2 separate regions of the Mus musculus genome follow, and region 2 is linked to region 1. The links are chromatin loops, found by intact Hi-C in ENCODE. Cell type or tissue: left cerebral cortex. All regions are shown on one strand. Each heading gives the region's core, and the rest is flanking DNA. Links, peaks and the distances in the headings are about the cores only. Region 1 overlaps Snx20 (sorting nexin 20). Region 2 overlaps Nod2 (nucleotide-binding oligomerization domain containing 2).

What was found. Hi-C counts contacts between places; a loop is a spot of excess contacts. Peaks named below come from ENCODE experiments on the same cell type or tissue, not always from the same donor. Only the 100,000 strongest peaks of a DNase experiment are listed, where the experiment ranks them.
Region 2: a loop joins it to region 1, with 6 times the contacts of the local background. A loop is called at or near these places in 18 of 42 quality-filtered maps.

The regions. Positions count from the first base shown.
Region 1 is chr8:88,625,997-88,628,901 of GRCm38, reverse strand. Snx20 (sorting nexin 20) reads left to right here. Exons shown (of 4, transcript NM_027840.3): 4 at 1,075-2,074. The coding sequence ends at 1,743. Among named protein-coding and RNA genes, the nearest start is that of Snx20, 8.7 kb to the left of the region's middle. In left cerebral cortex, for the core only: a CTCF peak has its summit at 1,528; DNase peaks (open chromatin) are centred at 343, 740, 1,050 and 1,466; H3K4me3 peaks cover 1,352 bases; H3K27ac peaks cover 951 bases.
Region 2 is chr8:88,679,282-88,682,186 of GRCm38, reverse strand. Nod2 (nucleotide-binding oligomerization domain containing 2) reads right to left here. Exons shown (of 13, transcript NM_145857.2): 10 at 490-573. Among named protein-coding and RNA genes, the nearest start is that of Cyld, 16 kb to the left of the region's middle. In left cerebral cortex, for the core only: no CTCF peak of the experiment used is centred there; DNase peaks (open chromatin) are centred at 939 and 1,442; H3K27ac peaks cover 377 bases.

The DNA.
Region 1 (2,905 bases), core at 136-2,635:
ATCCTCAAGTTAAAGATGAGACAACTGAAGCTCAAGGAGGTTAAATTCCCAATCTAAGACCAATGCGTTATGCCTGAAACAAATGCTCAGGTGTTCCAGATGGGCCCTTCCTGACTCCAGCCCACGCTTCCCAATTTAGGACACGGAGCCCCAGTTTTTGATGATAAAAAGCCAAGAGAGACACCAGCCCCATCAGCAACTCCCGGTGCCTTTTCTTCCAAGGTGCATCTAAGCACTGCTATTCTAGAGCCAACATTTGCCAGGGACCGCCTTTCTACCTTTACTCATAGTACAGCAGGAGAGTAGGTGTGCCTGTGTGTGCGCGTATGTGTGTGTGTGTGCGCGTGTGTGAGAGTGTGAGATGAACTTCAAAGTATGCTATGTGTATGCGTGAAAATGGCAGAGGGCCAGCCAGATGGCTCAGCCTGTACAAGCACCTACTGCCAAGCCTGTCCACCTGACTTTGACACCCAGAAGCCACATGCTGGAAAATGAGAACCAACTCTCACAAGTTGTCCTCTGATCTACACAAACCACACACACACACCGCAGACACATGTAAAAATGTTTTTTAAAGAAAATGTAAAAGGTAATATTATTACTTCGTACAAAATGTGACTTTAAAAATGGCACAGGGGCAGGTGTGTAGAGGGAGAGGGGGAAAGGAGACACTGTTGCCAAGCAGGGCACGCCTACAACCGCAGAATTTGCAAGACTAAGGCTGGAATATCAGGGTCCATCTGTAAACTACAAGGCTAGTTCATATTTCAAAAACAGATGGCCTGGGACAGGGGAGGGGAAAGGATTGTGGGAGAGGGTACAAGGAGGGGGCGGTGAGCGGGATTTAAAGTGAGTAATTAAAAAGGAAAAAAAATTAAATTAAATTTAAAATAACCAAATGACCTGGGGCGAGGCTGTATAGCTCAATGGCAGACCACTTGCCAGACTTGTGCACGGTCCCTGGGTTCCAGCCCCAGCAGGGTTGAGCGCGTGCGCGTGCACACAGCCGCGGGGGTGCGGGTGCGGCGCGCACTCAGGCTGTCCTGAGGCTCATCCTCTCCGGTCTGCCTGCAGATGTACCAAGTCGTGGTCATCCAGACCGGGAGCTTCGACAGCGACAAGGCGGTGGTGGAACGGCGCTACTCGGACTTCGAGAGGCTGCAGAAGGCCCTCCTCAAGCGCTTCGGGCCGGAGCTGGAGGACGTGGCGTTCCCGCGGAAGCGCCTGACCGGGAACCTGTCGGCCGAGACCATCTGCGAGCGGCGCCGGGAGCTGCGCGAGTACCTGCGGCTGCTTTACGCCGTGCGCGCCGTGCGCCGCTCGCGCGAGTTCCTCGACTTCCTCACGCGGCCCGAGCTGCGCGAGGCCTTCGGCTGCCTGCGCGCCGGCCAGTACGCGCGCGCGCTCGAGCTGCTGGGCCGCGCGCTGCCGCTGCAGGAGAAGCTGACGGCGCACTGCCCGAGCGCCGCCGTGCCCGCGCTTTGCGCCGCGCTCGTCTGCTTGCGCGACCTCGAGCGGCCGGCCGAGGCCTTCGCAGTCGGCGAGCGCGCGCTGCGATGCCTGCGGACGCGCGAGAACCACCGCTACTACGCGCCACTGCTGGACGCCATGGTGCGCCTGGCCTACGCGCTGGGCAAGGACTTCGCGGCGCTGCAGAGCCGCCTGGACGAGAACCAGCTCCGGAGGCCCACGCACAGGGACGCCACCCTGAAGGAGCTCACGGTGCGGGAGTATCTGTCCTGAGGCGGCCCGACAGGTGCCCTGGCATCCAGGCTGCGCAGACAGTGTCGTGGGTCGCCATCGCCTGGGGGCTTTGCTGGACGGCTTTGGACAAGCCTGGCTTGAGGGGCTCCTGGGACCTCTGGAAGAGCCATCTTGTGACCCTTGAGTGCCAGGTTCTCTAAATCCTAAGCCGACAAGCTCAGCTATCAAAACTTTGCAAGTACTATGGACCTTACGTGCCATCTCGGAATGGGAAGGACTTGCCTACCGCACAGAATGTGTTCAAGGCCAGCCTAAAAAGTTTGCTGAGACTGGCTCCAAATAAAGAGGTCTGAGGATGTGACTTAATGGCACAGTGCTTGTGAGACTCCATTGCTTCAATCTAAAGTACTACCAAAAAAGAAAAAGAAGCACCTATTTTTGTAGACAGCCAGAGGAGAAATTTACACAAACATGCAATGCACTTCCTTAAAGACTACCCCCTCCTATAGCCCCAGATCTTCCCTTCGCTCCTGTACCCCACCCCCCAATCAGTTGCAAGTATTTGCATCCATTAACCCACAGACCTAGTTCCTCCTTTTGGTGTCACGCTTTCAGTAAAACAAGCTCTTCAGGGGAAGCCTGCAGGATGGAGAGTATATGATTCTTTGAAGTTACAAGGATGCTGGGAAGTCAGGTGTGGTAGACGAGGAGGGGAGGGTAGAAACTTACTATATCCAAATATGGTGTCTGCAGGCAGCCCCTTTGGGAAGTACTTATTATTACACCAGAGCATGAGGAGACCATATAACTGCACTGGTGACCTCGTTCGAGGAGCCTACCTGTTGTGTCTTGCCTTGTGATTCCCTGCTCAGCCTTGGGACTCTTGAGTCCCACCATTTAGAAGGCTCTTATCCTGCACAGGCCCTTAACTTTGGACTTCCAGAACCAAGTGCTGAATAAGCCCCTGTTCTTTAGGAATGATGCGGTCCATAGTATCCAGCTATGAAACAGAAAATGGGCCAAGTCTTAGACATGCCACGCCCTGCAGCTGAGGACAATTCCAAACACCAGTGATGTTGGAAACCTCTGAGAATTTGGGCTGCAGACGAGCACTCAGCCACACCTGAGGGCTGAGGAAGCACAGTTTGGTCTAAATGGCTCAAGCAAAGAGGCTGGGCTCAAGTGCTCTGCGATGAAGGTG
Region 2 (2,905 bases), core at 198-2,697, 53 kb before region 1:
CCAAAAGGGTTGCAACTGCCAGGTTGAGAACCACTGCTCTAGATTCTTGGAGCAAGCTAAGCCATGTGAGAGTAAGCTGGAGGGTCAGGAGAACTGACAGCCCCATAGACACACCTCTTGCAAAAAGGTGTTTACTTGAGAAGTATCCAGCAGCTCCACTCTTGGAGTGGATATGTGTCGAGCTTGTTCTGTCAACTCCCGAAGGCTCCAGTTGCAGGAGTTCTAATCTCCTGAGTGATAACTGACCCAAGATCCACCTTCCACAGGCGCCAGCCCTTTCTGCCACACCAAACCTAGTTCTTGCAATGTTTCCCAGAGCCACCCAGATACCAGGTAAGCAATAGATACTGGTATCCTCATTGCCCAGTCCAAAGCAAGCTTTCCCTACCAGACACCTCAGTGAGGTTTCCAGAGCTAGCCAGAGCTTGATCTCAGACCCTAAAATCCCTCCCCACACTGGGCATTATTGTACCATCACAGGGTACTTACTTCAAGAATTTCAAAGTTGAATTTCTCTTGAGTCCTTCTGCGAGAGAATATACCCCTTCGTCACAGATATGGTTTTCCTCTAGGCTGCCAAGAACAGAGAAGAGGTCCTTAGGGCATTGACTGTGGAGGAGGATGTCAAAATGGGTTGACCTCCTCTTTTTAAAAAAAAAATCCCAACATGCATAAAAATAAGAGTAGACAAGAGTGGTGAGGGGTCTCAGTCCCAGGACAGCCGTGCAAAGGTGGTCCATGCTTCCACTGTATAAAAATCCCCATTGTGAACAGCTATAAATACTCTTGCTGTCCTAGATTATGAATGTCTCATTTTTTCCTAGCTCAACACGAAACTTCTTTTTGGCGTGAGAAGCTATGTACTTCATGAAGGAGATGGTATTTCCTGCTTTCCATTGCAACCAAAATTGGCCAAGTGACACACGGCAGTCATGGGTACACAAGGAAAGCTGACAGATGGGAGCTTCCAGGAACGCTTTGGAAAGGGAGGTGCTCTGCTGGTCTCTTGCTCTTATACCATGCAGAGACCGAATCCTGAAAAAATGCAAAAGTAATTGCTGCAGATGGAGCAGCTACCTTGATCATGAGACGAAGACATACACTAAGCATGATGGGACAGGAAGAGATGGAGACGGGCGAGGCCCTGGTAACCTGCTGTCGACATCATTCCAGCTCTAAATTGCCTACCTCCAGACATTCCAGACACAAGAAAATCAACCTTTGCTGGCCTAAGCCTCACAGATGGAAAAAAAAAAAAAAAAAGCCTCCTGGCTTTCTATTATGCGTTCAAATTAACTTACACCAAAGCTAGCCTGAGTTTGTCTCCATACTTTTGAGTTCCTTGCAGCAAACTGTAACTTAATATAGCATGCAAATGAAGAGCAATCTAACAAGAATATATTCTTGCAGCAAGTAGCTAGGTTTCAGACAATCACAACACCCACACTTCAGCAGGTCACAGGCTGGCAACTCATACCACATCCAAATGAGGCAAATGGAGAGCCATTGCCAACTAGTTATTTCCTTTTCCTGTGGGTAAATACTGCTCCCATCATTGCTGGGTGGAGCTACCTAAACCCCTCCTAGTTCCTAGTACCAATCTGTGGATCAGTCTTTGCGCCTATTAACTCTGCTAAATCTACTTTGTCTAAAGTTCCTTTATGCCTAGCTATTCAATACCCATGTCCCTTTCTCCCCTATTTTAATAATAATAATTTTAAAAACACCTTGTTCTGTTGTGGGAAGCCATACACTTAGAACAAACAAACATGGCATTTCCTACTCTCTGCTATAGCCAGGGCTGGACAAGCAAGCAATCATCCTTAGAAGCAATGCCTCCCAATGAGGTGCTTCTCTATCAAGAAGAGATGGGAGAATTCCCAATCAGCATATAATGAATGCTGCTTCCTTAGATCCAAGGCCTCTCCAATTATGAAACAGTTCCCTCTGAGATTGAAACATTATCTGCAGGGAGACTCCTTAAGCAAGAAGGTAAACAATTCAAAATCACTTCAGGAAGTCCCTGAAACAGACTAGATTCACTAGGCCCCTGCCACCATAAACAAAATCTGGGCCTCTGTCCCAGCAGAGTAAAGAAGACTCTCAGATATGCCCAACTACAAAGAAGGTTCTGAAACCAGACCAGTTGCCTGGAGGAAACAGAAAACAACCCAGCTGCCTAGAACAGGTTTAGACCAACTCAGTCACTTGGAAAGGGCATGATTCAACCCATTAAACTCCCTGCAAACTGCAGTGTGCTCTAGGTTTCAAGCTTTGCGAGTTGTCACCCAGGCTGGGATGGGCATTGGTGATACAGCTGTCTTTGGGTCATTTCTGCTTCTGTAAGTAACCCCTCACCCACATTCCTACAAGTAACCCCAATAAAACTCAGGGTTCACCAGTGGTGAAATCCATACTTTAGTCTGTTGTGGGCTCCCTATCAGGGGCGAGTAGACTTGTACATTACGTCTCACCAGGAGAAGTTGTGTCACACACCATAACTGACACCTGAACAGGGACACGACAGAACCACAGATGAGTTGGGGAGGAGCAAATGCAAGGTCCTAGCTCTAGGTAGCAAGATGTGCAACTGAGGCTGTCGCTAAGAAGCCTGAGAGGGGCTGGGGTATGCACATCTAGTAGAATTATCCTTTCCTGCACAGTATGTCTTTGTACCATGGCAGCGTTTGCATGGTTCTTGCTGTGTTACCCACAACTAGGGAGCAACTAAGGCTGCGCCCTCACAATTAGGAGTGTCTACGGGAAGAATCCCAGGATGACAGTCTTCATCTATGTGGTATGGGGTGGCATGTCTGCTTGCTGAGTGGGGTCCACCGCGTGAATATGGAAGTCCCCTGAAAACAGTGAAAGGTTTAGAGGAACTTTGCAGTCTTTGAGGCAAGCA